Regions from separate parts of the Homo sapiens genome. Here region 1 is linked to region 2. A link is an interaction called in ENCODE POLR2A ChIA-PET data of the cell type or tissue named here. Cell type or tissue: PC-9. All regions are shown on one strand. Each heading gives the region's core, and the rest is flanking DNA. Links, peaks and the distances in the headings are about the cores only.

Region 1 (8,240 bases), core at 147-4,146, 440 kb before region 2:
TCCCTAGAGGGAAAGAACTGATAGGATTGATGTATATACGAAAGGGAATTTATTAATGAGTATTGACTCACACAATCACAAGGTGAAGTCCCACAATAGGTCATCTGCAAGCTGAGGAGCAAGGAAGCCAGTCCAAGTCCCAAAACCTCAAAAGCAGGGAAGCCGACATTGCAGACTTCGGTCTGTGGCTGAAGGCCCTAGAGCCGTTGGCAAACTCTTGGTGTAAGTCCAAGAGTGCAAAAGCTGAAGAACTTGGAGTCTGATGTTTGAGTGCAGGAAGCATCCAGCGGAAAGATGAAGGCTGGAAGACTCAGCAAGCCTAGTCGGTCCGTGTTCTTCTGCCTGCTTACATTCTAGCTGCACTGGCAGCTGATTAGATGGTACCCAGCCAGATTGAGGGTGGGTCTGCCTTTCCTAGTCCACTGACTCAAATGTTAATCTCCTTTGGCAACACTCTCACAGACACACCCAGAAACAATACTTTGTATCCTTTAATCCAATCAAGTTGACACTCAACCATCCCAGTTCCCTATAGAAAGTAAAAGAGAACATCTTGACCCATGTCCTTGAGTGAGTTGTTTTTCAGGAGCTAGGACCCCACCAGATGGAAAATGCTGACTGTTTTCATGCAGACCTCAGATAAAGGGGAACTGGGACTGAACCTGACCCCCAATTTTGTTCTAAATCTCTTCCTGAGGGGCCTGTAGAGAGTCACACCTATAGGCCAAACCTTAACATTCCTTTCAGCTGACCCTAAGTATTTTAGACAAACCTTGTTTTTTAAATCCATTGCAAATCAAAGAATCTCTGAATCCACCTGTGACCTTCAAGCCCCCAATCCAAAATATCCTGCCTTTTTAAAGGTAGACCAATATGTAACATCCATGTATTGGTTTATGATTTTGCTGGCAACTTCTCCTTTCCTGAAACTTACCCCTGCCTTTAAAAACCCTTCCTTATAAGCCCCTAAGAAGTTTGCATCTCAAGCATCAGCTGCCTGATTCTCCTTGCTGGTGCCCTACCTTAAAGCCTTGTTTCTCTTGCTACAAACCTCAGTGTCAGTGCTTGGCTTTGCTGCACCAGGTGAGCAGACCCAGCTTTGGTTCAGTAACATTGGGAGGGTAATTGTACCTACCTTCTCTGGTTTCTATAAATTGGGAATTGTTCATTTGCTGAACGATGGAAAACCCAACCCCACAGTCTGAGGGGAAAAAAGGATTTATTGGTGCAGATAACTGGAGGGTTCCAGAAAGGGACTGCCTCAGGCATGACTCAGGAAGAAGTGGGGACCAAAGGGAGGAATTTGGTAACAAGGTAAATATTTACCCCAAACCCAAGTTCCAAATAATAGTCTTTGGCTTTTGTGGCATATCCAGGTCAAATGATGGTAACACTGACAAATACGGGCGTAATCTCACACAAGCTCAAGGAAAAAGCAGATTCGTGGAGAGATGAACAGCTGAGGTCAGAACCCCTGTGTTCATGGAATGCAGGACACATCCCCTGTCTGTGTATCTATGGCCTGAGGGTCCTGACTGGCTTACCTGTTCCTGTTATTTTCACAATAAATTTGTTCAGGTCACCAACAATTCCAGCTTGAAAGGACCACAGAATCTCATCATAACCTGGGTGTTTGAATCCCAAATGTAGACTGTCCAAATGTCCATAGCTATCCTCAAGATTTCCGCAGCATGAAGCTGACATTTTTTCCTGCTCCTCCCAGCTCTCGTTTCTGGCCTCTGCTGAGCTCTTAACTCTCCACATTGTTTCTTGTAGCTGCCCGTCTTGTTTCTGCAGGAGTCCATTCATCTTGGGAAAAAAAATAGCCCAGAGAAATCTGAGCTATGTTAGGTATGCAGAAGGTATCAGGTCCAGGGAGACATGAGTATGAAACTTCAGTCACCCCTCTGGCCCCATGCCCAGGAGCAAGAGTTTAAAGGCGTTTTAGTCATGACTAGCTGCCTTCCCGATTATCTTGATGTTCCTGGAGTTTGTGATACAAAGAACAATGTGTAGCCAGTCAATGGTCTGTGTTATTTTAATGCAAATTCTTGGTGAACAACTTAGAAAGTGCCTCTTCTTTTTTCCTTAAAAACCCACTTGTAACTCTGGCTAATTATCTTGCATGTTCAGGGCAAATTGGATCTATGCTTCCGGGTGGTCATCCTCAAGCTTCGAGCTCAAACACTATAGTTAGTCATAATTTCTGAAACTCATTATTTAAGGTTGACACATCCAAGCATGGTGTGGGCTCCTCCTTGTATTTTTTTTTTTTGTTTTTGTTTCCTTAGAGTCAGGGTCTTGCCGTCACCCAGGCTGGAGTGCAGTGGTGCAATCATAGCTTGCTGCAGCCTTGAACTCCTGGGCTCAAGCGATCCTCTCGCTTCAGCCTCCTGAGTAGCTGAGACTACAGGTGTGTGCCACCATGCCCTGCTAATTTTTAAAAAATTTTTTTTGTAGAGACAGATTCTCACTGTGTTGCCCAGACTGGTGTAAACCAAAAAATAAAATTCTGAGGCCCTCAACCAAGTGAATGGATCCCTCCTCTCAGCAAAGGGCATTCCAAAGTAAACCTGGAACGAGAGTGCAGGGCACGATGGGAATGGCTTATGCCTTCCTCTTGTTGGAATTGAGGCACAGCTGACCAGCATTAACATTAAGGCAGAGACCTAAAGGCTGACAAATGACTCTTTGTAGCATTGTGACACATCACAAAATGACAGCAGGTTCTGAAAGAAATCCAAGTATTTTACCCTAAAATATATTAATTGGACCTATTTTGAAATGGCCCTGCAAAGCTGTCTCTGGTGGGAAAAATCTACATTCTGTAGAGAATCTCTTTCCCTTTCCAGGCCTAATTCCTGACCTGGGAGAGAATTAACTAAGAGTCTAAAAAAGAGACCTTTTTAGGCCTGATTAGAGCTCTGAAGGCTGCTCCTGGAGGCTTCATCTGTATGATAAAACCTTGGTCTCCATAACCCCTTATCTTAACCCAGACACTCCCTTCTATTGATTCCAGGACTTTAGGTAATAAGTTAGCACTTTCAACCAATTGCCAATCAGAAAATCTTTGAATCCACCTATGACCTGGAAGCCCCACCCCTCGCACCCTTCGAGTTGTCCCACCTTTCCTGACCAAACCAATATATATCTTACCTGTATTGATTGATGTCTTATGTCTCCCTTAAACATATAAAACCAAGCCATAGCCCAACACCTTGGGCACATGTTCTAGGATCTCCTGGGGCTGTGTCATGAGCCCCTAATATGGTCACTCATATTTGGCTCAGAATAAATCTCTTCAAATATTTTACAGAGTTTCAATCTTTTTGTTGGCACTGGTCTTGAACTCCTGGCCTCAAGCAATCATCCCACCTTGGCCTCTTGAAGCTCTATAGGCATGAGCCACCAGTCCTGGCCTTTCCTTGTTATTAGTCTTCTCAAATTCCATGTTCCTGGCAGCTGTGACGGACAGATTTTACTGGTGACGTTGGAGCAACACAGGTGGGTAATTTTATCTGTGCCCTGGTCCCTTGGCCACTTCTGCCACCTCCAGCATCTGGATGTGTTGCTTAGCAACCCCATCCCTTTCTACCTCCTGCCTTTGACCTCAACTTCACATCCCTACTCAAGTCTGAATAGTTCTTCTCTGGGCAACTCTTATCTCAGCTGGTGATAAATGGATTTTCTCACCTCCTGCCCTGGTAATACTCAAGGTGGCCACTTACTGGCTGTCTACCTTGCGGCAGGCACAGACCTATGCCTTGCACGCAGTATCTCACCAGTCTGCACAAGAGCCTCATGTGGGGCCTGTTCTCCCACTTTACAGATGAGGGAGCCTAGGATCCTCCACGAGAAGGGACTCAATGGTCTATAGGGGAGTTGGGGTTCACCTTGTGCTGTCTCACCCTGGGGTCCAAGCTCCTAACCAGGGTTCCCTATTTACTCAATTTAAATCATTCACCTGCCACTGTCTCCACTTTCCCCAGGATGATCCTTTGCTCCTGGGGTGGCCAAACATTTTCTGGCAAGTGCCAGAGAGTGAATATTTTGGGCTTTGTGGGACACATGGCCTCTGTTGCAAGTGCCCTGCTTTGCTGTCATAATGCCAGGCAGCCATAGCCAGAGACGATTTATACACAGATCAGCACTGCGGTGTCCCAGGAAAACTTGATTTACAAAAATAGGCAGTTGGCCTCAGGGCTGTAGTTTGCTGATCTCTGATAGCTTTCTTTAAATAAACCCATTTTTTTTTCACTAAAAAACTTTTATTTGAAAGAAACACTTAAATCATCCAGAGTAAATGTGAAACCAGCATCTCTTGCTGGGAAGGAAGGTAACTGTAAAAATAAAAACAGTAAACTTAAGCAGAGGTGCCATATTCTGCAGTAAGCCTGGGGGCTTCTCTTTCTTTGTTGGAAAGGATGAAAAGCTGGGCTTGGAGAGGTGGGAGAGGCACATCAGCACCAAATCAAGATGTTTTCTTTGAGGTAATTGGAAGAACCAAGAGAGACTGTATAGGATGTAATGTTACCGAGTGCCATGTTTGGTTTGTGCAAAGATTTCACACTCTGGGATTCGTGAAGCTCTGAGTAGAAGAGAGCAGGCAGTGGTGTTGGAATGTATTGCGCTCACCCTGGAGTGGGGATTTGGGGACATCTGTGCAGGCAGTGAGGATGTAGGATTCACAGGACAAAGAATGGGCAATGCGGCCTTGGCCCTGGCTCCCTGACAGCTCTAAGGGGCTGCTGTGGTTCCTGCAAAGCCTGGGACCTGGAAGTGTGAGGTAGGAGGCGGGACTCAACTCCAGAGGTGGGGCTCAGACACTGGACCAAAATCTGTGCTTGCTAAAACAGAGCTTGGGTGGAAGCAGCTTTTCATCAGACATGCCCACCAGTGTGCCATGTCAGTTTACCATTGCCATGGCAACACCCGGGAGTTAATACCCCTTTCCATGGCAATGACGTGAATACCCAAAAGTTACTCTCCTTTCCCTAGAAGAATGTTTTTAAAAGTAGGTATAAGGCCGGGCATGGTGGCTCACACCTGTAATCACAGCCCTTTGGGAGGCCGAGGGAGGTGGATCACTTGAGGCCAGGACTCCAAGACTAGCCTGGCCAACGTGGCAAAACCCCATCTCTACTAAAAATATAAAAATTAGCTGAGTGTGGTGGTGCACACCTGTAATCCCAGCTACTCAGGTGGCTGAGGCAGGAGAATCACTTGAACCCAGGAGGCAGAGGTTGCAGTGAGCTGAGATGGCCTACTGAACTGCAGCCTGGGCAACAGAGCGAGACTCTGTCTCAAACAAAAACAAAAACAAAAACAAAAGTGGGTATAAATATGACTGCAAAACTGCTCTGAGCTGCTCCTCTCTGCCTATGCGGTAGCCCTGCTCTGCAGGAGCGGTCACAGAGCAGTAATACTGGCTCTCTAATAAAGCTGTTTTCTTCTGCCTCCGGTTTGCCCTTGAATTCTTTCTTGCACAAAGCCAAGAACCCTCCTGAACTAAGCCCCACTGTGGGGCTTACCTGCCCTGCATGAGGTAAGTATCAACTATGGCTCAAAAGGCAGGTCAAAGGCAGCTTTTCAAGTATATTTGTGTCACAGAAACTCCCACTGTAACATCAAAAAATGAATGATTTTTTCAATTCCCTTTATTAGGGTTTCTTTCCCTGCCCCCCTCATTTCTCCACTTCTTTCTCTTCTCTCCGTAGGTATATAGTTATACTCCCCCCTCACACACTCATTTTGTGTATGTTCAAAAATATTTTGGTTATCTTTTATTTCTGGTAACTGCTTTTTCATCCTGCATGAGCAGCCAAGAAAAGAATTAATTTAGACTTTCTGCAATGTCAGGGCCTCTCATTCAATTACTCTCCTTGTCTCTTGGAAGCTCTGGTAACTTAGTTTAATGACCTCTCACACCTTACATCCTTAAAAAATGCCCCGTGTGTCTCCTGGCTCGGGCAGTCTTAATTATGTTGGCAGCTTTAGGTTTCCTTATTACCCGCACTCCAGGACCTCATCCCCACCCTGTCCCCATCTTCATCTTCACCCAGAGCTTCCCATCTCCCCACCTCCCTTATCGCCAATTTCTGTCTGCACTTTATCCACGATATTCCCATGTTTTCTGCTCTTACTAGAAACATTATTTTACCCAGCACTGCATTTTTAAACTGAAAGAAGATGGTGATTATTATGCCCTTATCGAAATCCATTACTTGAAAAGCTCGAGGTGAGGTTTGGGGAGGACTGTGGACTTCCATGCAGTTGGAGCAACAGATATGCAGCCGTTTAATTCCCTAAGTCAGGTGCGGAGGGAAGGGACGTTATCTCCTTAGTATGGGCGCTTGATTAACTGTGACGGAGATAAGAATTACACACATCCCCACAGCAGGCTGGGAAATAAAATTGAAGGAAGGGGTTTAAATCCCTTCACATCAAGCTGGAAGAAGCTCTATATGAACAATTCCATGTGATTAAGCCTTGGGAATGTTGCCTCTGCAAATCCCCAAGGGCTCTTATGTACATTTCCATTTTGTTTCCATAAGACTTTGGCTCCCAGGTGTCTGAGACTGCAGGAAAGTTAACCAGCAATAGCGTTGGGGCTAGGGAAGGGCAAAGCTCTCGGAGACCTTGAGAGTGAAGCTTGGAAGTCCCCACCTTCATTCGAGCCTCTGGCTCAGGCTGGGAGAGAAGATGGAGTCGGTCCTGGAAGGTTCGGTGGTGAAAGAGGATGACAGGACATTTCCAAATCATCATAGGAAAGTGGTAAGTGCTCTACCATGGCTCAGCATGCTGTGTGCCAGGGTTACACCCTGAGGAGCAGGAGTGCTCATGGAGGGCTGGATGTTATTCTTTCATCCAAAAAGTATCTCTTGAGCCCCTACCATGAGCCAAACATTGGGATGCAACAGGGAAGAAATCAGACAACCTCCCTGCCCTCAGGGAGCTTACACTCCTGGGGAGGAGGTAGACAAAAAACACAATTCATAATATATTTTGTTGATTTGGAAATACACCATTTGTTGCACATTTTAATATTTAAAATTGGAGTGCATCTTAATAGTGTCATTGTGTTGCAGTTTGTCAGTGTTTTTCCCTTCTCAGCAGTGTGTAAAATAATGGTGCATCTTATAGTTGCTGGCATCTTAGATTTGATGACATTCTCCAGTACTTCAGGTCATAATAATGACTATGAAAGGAAACAAATAGCCAGGTGTACCTGTCAGAGAACAAATGGCAGGACACAAATGGCTCAATCACCAAGGTGTGGTTGAAGAGTTTATTTGTATAAATCAAAGGGGCAGGAGTACGGTTTTGTTAATGTGGATATGCCACATAGTGCTGAAGCTTGGGCTTTTAGTGTCATCATCGCTCCACTAATGTACATTGTACCCATTAAGGAATTTCTCATCCGTAACCCTGCTGTAGCCCTCCCACCCTTTGGAGTCTCCAATGTCTATTATTCCACACTCTATATCCACATGCACACATAATTTAGGTCCCACTTATAAGTGAGAACATGCAGTTTTGACTTTCTGAGTTATTTAACTTAAGGTAAATGGCCTCTGGTTCCATCCATGTTGCTGCAAAAGACATAATTTCATTCTTTTTTTTTTTTTTTTTGAGATGGAGTCTCGCCCTTTCACCCAAGCTGGAGTGCAATGGTGCTATCTCAGCTCACTGCAACCTCTGCCTCCCAGGTTCAAGCGATTCTTCTGCCTCAGCCTCCTGAGTAACTGGGATTACAGGTGTGTGCCACCATGCCTGGCTTATTTTTTGTATCTTTAGTAGAGACGGGGTTTCACCATGTTGGTCAGGCTGGTCTCAAACTCCTGACCTTGTGATCTGCCCACCTCGGCCTCCCAAAGTGCTGGGATTACAGGTGTCAGCCACCGCGCCTGGCCAATTTCATTCTTTTTTATGTCAGAATAGTATTCCTATTCTATTGAATGCTATTCCTATTCATAGAATGTAGTATTCCTACCCTATGTTCTATTCTGTGAATATATATATGTGTATATTTTTCACATTTAGGAATACTATGGCAGAAAGTATATATGCCACATTTTCTTTATCCAATCATCTGTTGATGGATGCTCTCCATCTATTTATTTTTATAATAGAGAGGTGGGTAGAAAGATTTGTTTTCATGAATGGAAATAAAGGCCAGCAGCATGAGAGGTAATAAGTAGTGATGACTCTCGCCTTCTCTGTTGAGGGACAGCAGGTGG
Region 2 (11,157 bases), core at 3,255-7,254:
GGGATAAAGAGGGAAGGATGCAGTGGTGTGCAGTGTGAGTTGATCCTTAAAGAAAGGTGTGGCAGACACTGCTAGTTGCCCAGTATCCTCTTCTTTCTTCTAACCAAAGGACTCTGGCTTTGTTCGAGGTGGCAAAGTGCCCAGCTAAGGCATTCACTTTCCCAGCCTCCCTTGCAGCTAACAGTGGTCACATGGCCCAGTTCCAGCTAATAAGATGTAAATAGAAAGCTGCAGGAGGGTTCCTGAGAATGCCTTCCTACCCCAACTCCCTTCTCTCTCTTTCCTGCCTGGAGGTGAAGCAGCCATTTTAGAACTAGACAGCAGTGCACCTGTGGGTGAAAACCAGTGCACTGAGGATAAAGAGCACTAAGACAGAAAGTCCCAGGCCCCTGATACATCAATGACTGACACAGCACTGGCTCAGGACTGCTTGTCTCTGGGTTTCTTTATTTAAACCACCTTTGGTTGGATTTCCTGTTACTTGCAACTAAAATGATTCTAGACAGTGAACCATTATGATATGTAGGAATAGACCAGGCATTCTGCAGGAGGAATGGCTGAAGCAAGTGGAGGAAAGTAGAAAAGCACAAAGCATGTGCCGTGGCCAGGGCTGTTGGCTCCCCAGTATCCAGTTGGCACCAGATGAGACCAATCATGGCACCCTCACTGACCTTCCTGCCAGTGACTGGTCTAGGAAGGTGCATGTGACCCCATAGTGGCCAAGGAGACCCAATGCAGAGTCTTCTGGAAGATTCCAGAGAATATTTTCAGGCTTCTAAGAGGATAACCAAGAAAGACCAACCCCTCCTCTCTCCTCTCTCATACATTTCTCACATCTGGAACTGCCTGGAACTGTGATCAGCCATCTTGTCAACAGAAGTGTTGGCCTGTGGATGGAGCTGATGCCCCAAAGATCGCAGAACACAAAATGAGAAAGAACTAAGTTCTTTACTTATGTCTTTGAGCCCCTGGATTAACCAACCAGCAGCTACCTGAACTCCTAGGTGAGTAATACTAATCATCAAAGTCATGGTTGTTGAAGACACTTTGAGTTGGGTTAACTGTTACTTACAGCCAAGATCATCCTAATTCCATTTATTTGAGGGAGAAAAGCTTGATTGATCATCATCAGTTAACTAAGCAGATAGCATGTGTTTGTCTTAAGTTTGTGCATACACGGCTTCTTTTTAATCTCCCAGAGTAAATCACAAACACTTGCTTCAGGGCAAGAATCTATCTGTCTTTGATTAGATCTATATCATATTGGCAGGCAGCACAGCATGACGGTAAGAACATGAATTGTAAGCCAGACTGCTTAAGTTTGAATTTCAAGCACTGTGACCTTGAATGTATTGTTTCAACTCCCTTTACTTTGCTTATTTTAAAAAATAGAGATAATAATAGCATCTCCCTGGTGGGCGGGGTGGTTGTAAGGATGAAATGAGCAAGCCCACGTGACGAACAGTTCCTGGAATGTGGTAAGAACTGTGTAAGAGTTAGCTTCTGTCACACTGATACACAGGCAAACAGCATTGTCGATCCAGTATGTCCTCCCACTGTTATAGCAAAAATATTCCCATCTTGCAGATAAGGAAATGAGGCATAGAGCATTAAAGTTCTTTGTCAAAAGTTCACACAACTGGTAAGCAGAGAAGCTTGGATCTGAGCCCAGGCAGTAGGGCCCCAGGTCCCGATCTCTTAACCACTGTTCTATTCTAGATCTTTTGCATGGTGGTCAAATTGAATGAATCAGGCAGCTAACCGAGGGGGCTCATTAAGCTGGCTGGAATCCATCTTGCTTTGCTGGTCCATGAATACAGCTAAGTACCAGCGACAACGGTGTGTTCCTTCTTTGCCAGGCTCCTTGCCATCTCCCAGCTCCAGTCATTTCAAAGCACCATTATCATTTCTCTCTTGCAGTTTGGAGCCTCTGAATGGGTCAGCGGGCTTGCAGATACAGAGGGAGCTCCGCCAAAGCCCCACCATCTGGCACAGCCTGAGAGATCGCATATGCCATGGCCTTCTGTGTGAGGCATCCTTCGCAATGAGTCCAAATGAGGTCCTAAATGCTCCCGATCAAGGATCAAAGCGGGTGGTCCGCAAGGCCCCTGTCGAGAAGTGCCAGCTCCCCACAGCTAACAGTCCCCCAGGCCCTAGGCCTTCTTCAGCTCCTGGGCCAGCAGCCCAAAAGAGAATTAAGTGTGGTGGGCGGCAATCTTCTACTTGTTCAGCCTGAAACAGTGCCCTTCAGGTGGGAGGCATGAAAGAAACAACTGACATGAGAGCAGACCACAAGTGCAGGGCACCTACGTGGCAACTCACAGGGCCAGGCACTGCATGGGGTGCCAGGAGCACAAAGGTAAATAAAGCCTGGTTTGTGCCCTGAAGACACCCACAGTGTTGAGCGCAAGACAGGCAGTAAACAACTAAGATGAGCCAACATGTATTGATCGCTTCCCGTGTGCCAGACAAAGGATGAACAGATTGGTTGGGTCTCCACACCTACTCCATGAAATCGCTCCTATTATCATCTCCATTTTCCCCAGGAAACGGAGGCACACACAGAGAGGTTAAGTCACTTGCCCAAGGTCACACAGCTCATAAGCAGCTACAGCCAGGGAATGAAACCAGTCCTTCTGGTTCCAGAGTCCAGCCTCTTAAGCATCCACTCTGCTTCCTGCCTGTAGCACTCAGAAGAGGCATGGCATGTGCTTTAAGTAAGGACTAGGTGCAGGTGCCCTGGGAGCCGCAAGTGGAAAGCAATGATTCCTCCTCCCACTGGAGAGAGGATGCCCGGAGGGAACAGGGGCCATGAGAGGTGGGCAGATGTAGACTTTGCCAGATGATGATGATAATGATAAAAAATAATGGTAGCTGACGGCCGGACGCAGTGGCTCACGCCTATAATCCCAGCACTTTGGGAGGCTGAGGCGGGCAGATCACGAGGTCAGGAGATCAAGACCATCCTGGCTAACACGGTGAAACCCTGTCTCTACTAAAAATACAAAAGAAAATTAGGCGGGCGTGGTGGCAGGTGCCTGTAGTCCCAGCTACTCTGGGAGTAGCTACTCTGAGGCAGGAAAATGGCGTGAACCTGGGAGGCAGAGCTTGCAGTGAGCTGAGATCGCACCACTGCACTCCAGCCTGGGCGACAGAGCGAGACTCTGTCTCAAAAAAAACAATTAATAATAATAATAGTAGCTAACGTTGACCGTGTGTGCACTAAGTGCCAGCCACTCTTCTAAGTGACTCATCCGTGTTTTTCTGTTATTCCACTCAACACACTTAAGGGGGCTACCATCACCATCTTAATTTTATAGACAAGGCAACTGAGCCATAGAGAGATTTAGTGACTTGCCTAATCTCAGAAGAGACAGAGTCAGGATTTGAACCCACGGAGTCTGGCTTCAAAGCCAGACCACAGAGATGGGGAAGACAGTTTGGGCAGAGGAAGCTCCCTGGGCAAAGGAGAGTGTGTGGGGTGGTGCCTGAGCCTGGAGAGGGAGCATAGCCTAGGCATGGTGTGGTGCATGTGCTGTGGGCAAAGGGGCATCAGGGAAAGGGGGTTTAACAGGATCTTTCATTCAGCACAAAGGAGAAGGGGCCTCAGCCTGAAAGTGGTTGAGTGGTGTTGACGCTTTCTCCAAAGCAAGATCGTGTGTTTGATGGAAGGGCAGGAGACTGAGTCCTGATCCTGGCTCTGCAGCACCATGTGACCATGTCCATGAGACTCAGCTGTCTCTTCTGAGAAGTGGGCACATCACAGCCAGTAGTAAGATAAAAATTTCAGTACACAGAATAGCATAAAAGGAGGAGCGGTGCAGAGCATACAGTTGGTGTATATTTGGAGTACAAATGTGAAATGAGGGCACCAGAAGGAGAGGCTAGGGGGGCGAGCAGGCAGGCAGGGGAACCAATGAAAACTTTTACACAGGAAGAGTTTGTATAGGAGAGTGATGTGATCTGTAACAATCAGTCTGCTTCATTGCAAACAACAGAATCCACTCTGGCTTACGCAAAACAGAAATTCATTAAAGGGTAGTAGGTGGCACAGAGACTCTTCCAAAGGGCCAGCGCATAGATCAGGAAACACACAGCTAGGAGTTGCACCAAACCACGGGGCACTAGACACCAGAAAGTGCACCTGCCACCCCAGAACAACCAGATGCCTCCACTCCCTCGCTTTAAGAAAACCTCAGTTCTGTCTGTCTAAGCTGCCTCCATATTCCCTCCCAAATCATAGCCTCAAATGAGAGGATATGATTGGAGAAGCCAAAGTCACATGACTGCCCCCAGCAGCAAGGGAGTCTGGATGAATGTCTTCTGGTTTCTTTCCTGGAGAGGTAGAAACTGCACAATGGGAGACTATCTCAACACCAGGTGGACATTCAGAAGATGCTGGGTAGCTTCAGAATGTCTCAAATGTCCCTTACGTGGTTTTATTTGCATTTTAATTAGATTTCTCCAGCAGGATCCTGAAATTGGGATTTTAGGACAAGGCTGGAGACAGGGAGATCTGCAGCAGATGACAGCAAGAGAAATAGGAACCTGAATGAGGGCAATGGCTGCAGAGAAGGGGGTGGACGTTAGGAAATATTTGGGAGGCAAAAGTATCAGGGGACACAAGCGGAATCAAAAGGATCAGCAATATCTAAAGCATTGTACCCCTATTTACGCAAAACCAAACTCTAGGAAAGGATACAAACCATTGATAAGGTTGGCTTTCAGGGAGGGAAGTGGAAGTGAAGGGGAAACTGGGGCAAAGAGGGGCTTTCATTCATGGTTTTATTCACAGGACATTAATTTTATTGATCTTTGATTCCTTTGCAACAAGACTGTGTGCTTCTTTTTTTTTTAGACAGGATCTCTGGAAATGGGATTTTAGGACAAGACTGGAAACAAAGAGATCAGTAGCAGATGACAGCAAAAGAAACAGGGAACTGAATGAAGGCAGTGGCCGAGTGCAGTGGTGCAATCTCAGCTCACTGCAGCCTCCATCTCCCCGGGCTCAAGCAATCCTCCAGCCTCAGCCTTCTGGGTAGCTGGGACCACCAGCATGCACCACTATGCCTGGCTAATTTTTTGTATTTTTTGTAGAGTCAGGATTTTGCCATGTTTCCCAGGTCAGTCACGAACTCCTAGGCTCAAGTGATCTGCCCGCCTCAGCCTCCCAAAGTGCTGGGATTACAGGCGTGAGTCATCACACTCAGCCAAGACTGCTTCTTACTTGGCCTTCTTTAGCTGTTCTGCTCAGATGCTGCTTTTCAAGGAAATAAAAGCCATAGGAGCTTGGCTGGGATGGGCACCAAAATCTTTGAGGGGGCTGAGATCCGTGGTCTATTCACCTTTTAACCCCAGGATCCTGGCATAAGTGCTGACCCACCCCTGGCACTCAGTGATGGCTGATTGTGGATTGCCACATTGGCTTGAGTTACAGCTTCAAGACGGTCTGCTCCATTAGAGAAATAAGAAGGAAAGAAATGTTGTTCTGTGCCCCTGACCGTCCTTTTAGGCAAGGATGTTCTCCATATATTCACTCAGTGAGGTTTTATGACACCTCAATAAGCCAGCCAGGGATCTGGATGGGGTAGAGGCCACAGGACAGGCCTGTCCTCATTAGCTCTGACAACTACAGGGTTTATATTTTTCAAGCCACTGCAGGATTTAAGGCTCGGTGGTAAAACGGAAGTGCAGAAGGGGAGAGAGTTCCCAGCCTGGGAGGGAAGGGAGGGAGTTCTAAGCCTGGCTCGATTGTTTATCAGCAGTGGGACCTAGGCAAGTTGATTAAACATCCCTCCGTCTCAGTTTCATGCTTTGTAAAATGAAGAAGAAAATCATCACGCCTACCTTAGGGGTGAGGGTTAAAGGATATGACACATAGGAATGCCAAGAACCACTCCTAATGCGCAGTAAGCATGCTGTGTAGCTCTTAGGATCATAAGATTTTTCTTAGGAGATTGTGCAAAGCTGTTCCTGCCTCTGGGATTTTGCCCCTGCTGTTCCCTCACTGTGAAAGTCTTCCCATGCAGCTTCTTCTCCACTTGCAGATTTTAGCTCTGATGCCAGCTCCTCTGACCACTCAACATAAACTAGCCTTTCCCACCAGCGGGCCTGCTTGCTTTCTTCAGAGGACTCACCACTCTCAGAAAAATATCATCTTTTTTTGTTTGTTTGTTTTTAACTTATTGATTGTCTGTTTTCCCACACAGGAACTGTCAGCACCAGGAGGTAATGCTGTTGACCAGGTTGTTTCACCTCCTTATCCTCAGAGCAGGAACAGTGGCAGACAGGCTCACCTTGCCTACCTGCTGAATGGGTGGGCAGAGCTTAGACTCCATTCTTTCCCACCCTAGGTCCCAGGATTCTGTCTCCGTGTTTTGACTTCATTCTTCTGAAGGGCACTGGTGTATTTGAGGGGAATTCTCTGGATTCTTCCTCCAATCTGGAAGAGCTGGTCTATAAGTTAGGCTGCTGCTGCAAAGACCCAAAGCAACAGTGACCTCAACATAGGTGGTAGGGCAGCTCCACTCTACAATGGGGTCAGGCAGGCACCGGGCTCCCTCTGTCTTGTGGTTGCCGTCCCTAGGGTGTGCCCCTCTTCCACATGGCCCATGACAGCTCCCTGACATGTCTGGGTTCCAACCACATGAAAGGGAGAGCTGCCATCCTTGCCCTTTGAGGACTCCAGAAGGGAGTCACATTCACCACTTCTGCTCAGTCTCATTGGCCAGAGCCTGGTCACATGGCCACACCCAGCCCTGAGAAGGCTGGGAAATGTAGTCTTCACTCTGTGCAGCTGTACACCCAGCTAGAATTCAGGAGTGCTATTATTATGAGAAAAGTGAATAATGGAAGACATTCCTAGTTTCCAACCCATCTACCCTCACCTTCTTCCTTGGGCCCTGTAAAATGGATGTGCTTGTGAGAAGAAAGAGGAGATAGTGAATGAGCCCAGGAGAGGGTCCTGAGGAATCCGTTCCCACTTTGAAGTTGTGGGAGGGTTTGAGCTGCCTCCTTGTATCTTTCCTCTGCCCCCTCTTGCTCTCACCCACTCTAGTCGTGCTTAAGGATTGTATCTGAGTTTCTCCTGCTGATGGGGTCAAAGTACAATTGGTCTCCCCATCAAGCTGCTGATGCCCTGGTGTCCCTCAGTCGTGGCTGCCTGGTCTTGCTTTTCATGCCCAGTGCACAGAGAGGCTGGCTTTGTCTGGCTCAGAAATGCACTGGGCCAGGTGTTTCACACTCAGTCCCACTGGGTCACACCACTTGGCATGGACCCTGAGAAGCTCTCAGCTGCCAGTACTGGCAGCTCTGCCAAATGCCAGCCTCCTGGCCAGAGAGAGAGGACAGTGCCACCACTCAGTCTCCTTCGGGCAGCAAGTGGGCTGCTTGTCAGTGAGGGTGTGGGCATGCGGTCATCTCACTAGGGTGTCCGAGGATAGCCTCTCCGGGCAATGCCAGGTCTGCAGAAGGATCAGGCCAAAGGTGCCCTGTGGCCCGTCATTCCTTGGAAGCTACAGAGAACAGGTTTTCTACTGTCTGTTGGCTTCTGCCTCATTCTTATGTCTGAGCCCAGGAACCTGGTGCTGCCTTGTCCAGTGGGTCTTATGGGGAAGGAGCACTGGCATGGCCTTCCAGGTTTTGTCTGCCTCGCATGCATTCTGCAGCTTATGGTAGCAGCAGTTGTCTTCCCTCTGGAGAACCACCTCTTCTCCCTGTAGTTAGTGTGGGGCTGACCCCACCCTTGGCTCCAGGAGTGGACATGTGACCTCAGCCTGGCCAATCAGAGTTATCCATTCTGCTGGGCAAAGTTTTGAATGGAAGATGGTCACATGACCATGCCCGGCCAATGAGGGAGGTTAGCCAGCACTCAGCGCTCTGAGGATCTGGTCTCGCTTCCTTTTTTTTTCCTTTTTCTTTTTTTTTTTTGGAGACAGTTTCACTTGTTGCCCAGGGTGGAGTGCAGTGGCATGATCTTGGCTCACTGCAACCTCCACCTCACAGGTTCAAGTGATTCTCCTGCCACAGCCTCCCAAGTAGCTGGGGTTACAGGCACCCACCACTGCACCTGGCTCATTTTTTTGTGTGTTTTTAGTAGAGATGGGATTTCACCATGTTGGCCAGGCTGGTCTCTACCTCCTGACCTCAGGTCATCTGCCCGCCTCGGCCTCCCAGGGCTCTCTTTCATACTTCTGAAATTGCTGGGCTGTAAGATGTAGCCTGGAGCTTCTTGTGACCGTCTCTGCCATCATGAGGGGAAAACCTGCCTACAAATTAAGCGAAAACAGTGGAAGAAAAGCAGAGGGATGGAATGAGAGGCAGATTCCTGAATGCAGCTGTGCCCAAAGCCTGTGTTATCCCTTGATGACTCAGTCACATGAGCCAATGAATTCCTTTTTGGCTTGCAGCAATTTGAGGTAGGTTTCTGTCTCCCGAAACGAAAAGATTTCTTGCCTATGGTCTTCTTCCTGAATCCACAGAGCAGGCCTCGATGGACAAGGCCTCGGCCCACGCCAGGCACTGGGAGGGAGGCTGGGCTTCCTATCACTATGGAAGTGTCCTGCCAGCCCTAGGTTCAACCTGGCTGGGTCTCGAGCCCCTGCCTGTGAGGCCTCACCTGCCCTTTCAACAGGGCTTCGCCCGCAGCCCTGGCCCAGCTTCCTTTCCCTCAGCCCTGGTCAGCCCCTTCTGGCTGTGTTTCTCACTCTCTTTTCTCCCTTTTCCTCAGCTTTGTCTTTTTGAAGCTGAGACCCCTTTAGCCAACCCCTGAAATAATCCCATAGTTGCCAAAGACCACTATTGTGTTAATAATAGTTAATAAAATAAAATATTATTTTATATTGTGGTAAAACAATACACTTAAAAATTAACCATTTTAACAATTTTTTTTTTAAGGTGGAGTCTCGCTCTGTAGCCCAGACTGGAGTGCAATGGTGCGATCTCAGCTCACTGCAACCACCCCCTCCCGGGTTCAAGCGATTCTCCTGCCTCAGCCTCCTGAGTAGCTGGGATTACAGGCACACGCCACCACGCCCAGCTAATTTTTGTATTTTTAGTAGAGACAGGGTTTCACCACGTTGGTCAGGCTGGTCTCGAACTCTTGACCTCGTGATCCACCCTCCTCGGCCTCTCAAAGTGCTGGGATTACAGGTGTGAGCCACCGCACCCAGCCCATTTCCACAATTTTTAAGTGGACAGTTTGGTGGCATTAAGCACATTCCCATTGTTGTGCAACCACCACCACTCATGCACAGAATCCTTTTCATCTTGCAAAATTGCAACTCCGTACTCATTAAACACTAACTCCCCATTCTCCCTTCTCCCCACCCCTGGCAACCACCCTCTCCTTCCTGTCTCTATGAATTTTCCTATCCAGGTACTACGTATGTGTGGAATCATCAGCACAGCTGGTCCCAACTCACAGGATTTTTCAACTTTACAATGGTGTGAAAGTGACACGTATGCAGCAGAACCCCACTTCGAGTTCCCATACAACCATTCTGTTTTTCACTTTCAGTACAATATTCAATAAATCACATAAGATAGTCAACATTTTATTATAAAATAGACTTTGTGTTAGATGATTTTACCCAAAATTAGGCTAATGTAAGTGTTCCGAATAAGGTAGGCTGGGCTAAGCTATGATGTTCTGCAACTTAGGTGTATCAAATGCGTTTTTGGCCTATGACATTTTCAATGTATGATGGGTTTACCAGGACGTAAATCCATTGTAAGTTGAGGAGCGTCTACATTTGTTCCTTCATAACTGATTTCTTTTCTTTAGCATTATGTCATCAAGGCTCATCCATGTCATAGCATGGGTCAGAATTTCCTCTTTTTTTGAGACTGAATAATGGTTCATTGTACGTATATACCACATTTTCTGTATTCGTTTGTCATGAGTGGCACAAGGTCAGACATAACCAGGTCAATGCACGTTTGTATCTTTCCACAAGGTCAGACTTTTATTGATCCTATTTCAACCATAAAAGCCAGAAATTACATGGAGTTTCCAAGGAGACAATTCTTCTTAGTACCCCAACCCTCCGTTCACTTGGTCATCAAAGCCATGGGCACACACATTCAAGACGATCCGCAAATCAGTGAATATTACAAGCCATACATAGTAGTATACTTAATATATAAATGCTATAGGTTAAATATTCCACATCAAACAAAATAACATTTGACATCAAGAGAAAAGGGGATAGGAAAAATGGTTAACAAACCAGTCCAAGGAGAGTGACGTGGACAAGAAGAGTGTCCTGGCCTGATCTGGATGGGTATCAACATCTTGCAAAGAATAGTCTTTGATTTGGGCAGTCCTTCAGTGGCAGATCCTGGATGCTGATCACAAGGGACAGGAAGGCAGTGCCTATTAAGATGGCTATCTTAAGCTGGCGAAGCCCTGCTCTTTTTATAGCTCCAGGGTCCCCTGGTGATGATAGTAAAAGGGCATGTCCGGTTATGTTCTTATCTGATTGGGGGCTGTCTCTATTTATTAGGCAAATATCTGGTCCCTGTTGACATGACACTATTTGAAGTATAAGATGAAGTCTTTTCCTAACATGGAGTCACTTATGTCAAGGGCGCTGTCTACCTGGTTCATCTTTCAATAGACTCTTGTGTTACTTATACCTTTTGTATATTGTAAATAATACTGTTTTGAACATAGGTGTACAAATCTCTCTTCAGGTCCCTGCTTTCAGTAATTTTGGGTACATACCCAGAAGTGGAATTCCTGGATCGTATGGTAATTCCATTTTTAATGTTTAGAGGATCTGCTATAGTGTTGTCCATTGCAGCTGCACCTTTTTACATCCTCACCAACAGGGCACCGGGTTCCAACTTCTCCTCATTGTCACCAACACTTATTATTTTCTGTTTTCTTGTTTCTTCCTTTTTTTTTTATTTATTATAGGAATCCTAATGGTTGTGAGGTGGTATCTCACTGTAGTTTTGATTTGCTTTTCTCTAATGGTTAGTGATGTTGAGCATCTTTTCTTGTATTTTATGGCCATTGGCACATCTTCACTGGAGAAATGTCTATTCATATCTTAGAGCCTTCTTTATTCATTTTATTCATTCTTTAGTTTATTCATCCATCAGTATTTCTCGAGCGCCTATGATGTGTCAGGTATTGCTCTATGTGCTACG

Evidence for each region. ChIA-PET counts read pairs that join two places held together with the same protein. Peaks named below come from ENCODE experiments on the same cell type or tissue, not always from the same donor. Only the 100,000 strongest peaks of a DNase experiment are listed, where the experiment ranks them.
Region 1: POLR2A ChIA-PET joins it to region 2 with 5 read pairs; 1 of 35 experiments calls an interaction of 5 or more read pairs at or near these places.

What each region holds. Positions count from the first base shown.
Region 1 is chr20:48,532,251-48,540,490 of GRCh38, reverse strand. LOC105372646 (a long non-coding RNA gene) reads left to right here. Exons shown (of 4, transcript XR_936817.4): 3 at 6,555-6,774. Among named protein-coding and RNA genes, the nearest start is that of LINC00494, 180 kb to the right of the region's middle. In PC-9, for the core only: no CTCF peak of the experiment used is centred there; DNase peaks (open chromatin) are centred at 1,340 and 1,850; H3K4me3 peaks cover 918 bases; H3K27ac peaks cover 3,031 bases.
Region 2 is chr20:48,093,803-48,104,959 of GRCh38, reverse strand. No RefSeq gene overlaps it. Among named protein-coding and RNA genes, the nearest start is that of LINC01522, 110 kb to the right of the region's middle. RefSeq lists an enhancer at 10,328-10,497. In PC-9, for the core only: no CTCF peak of the experiment used is centred there; a DNase peak (open chromatin) is centred at 5,219.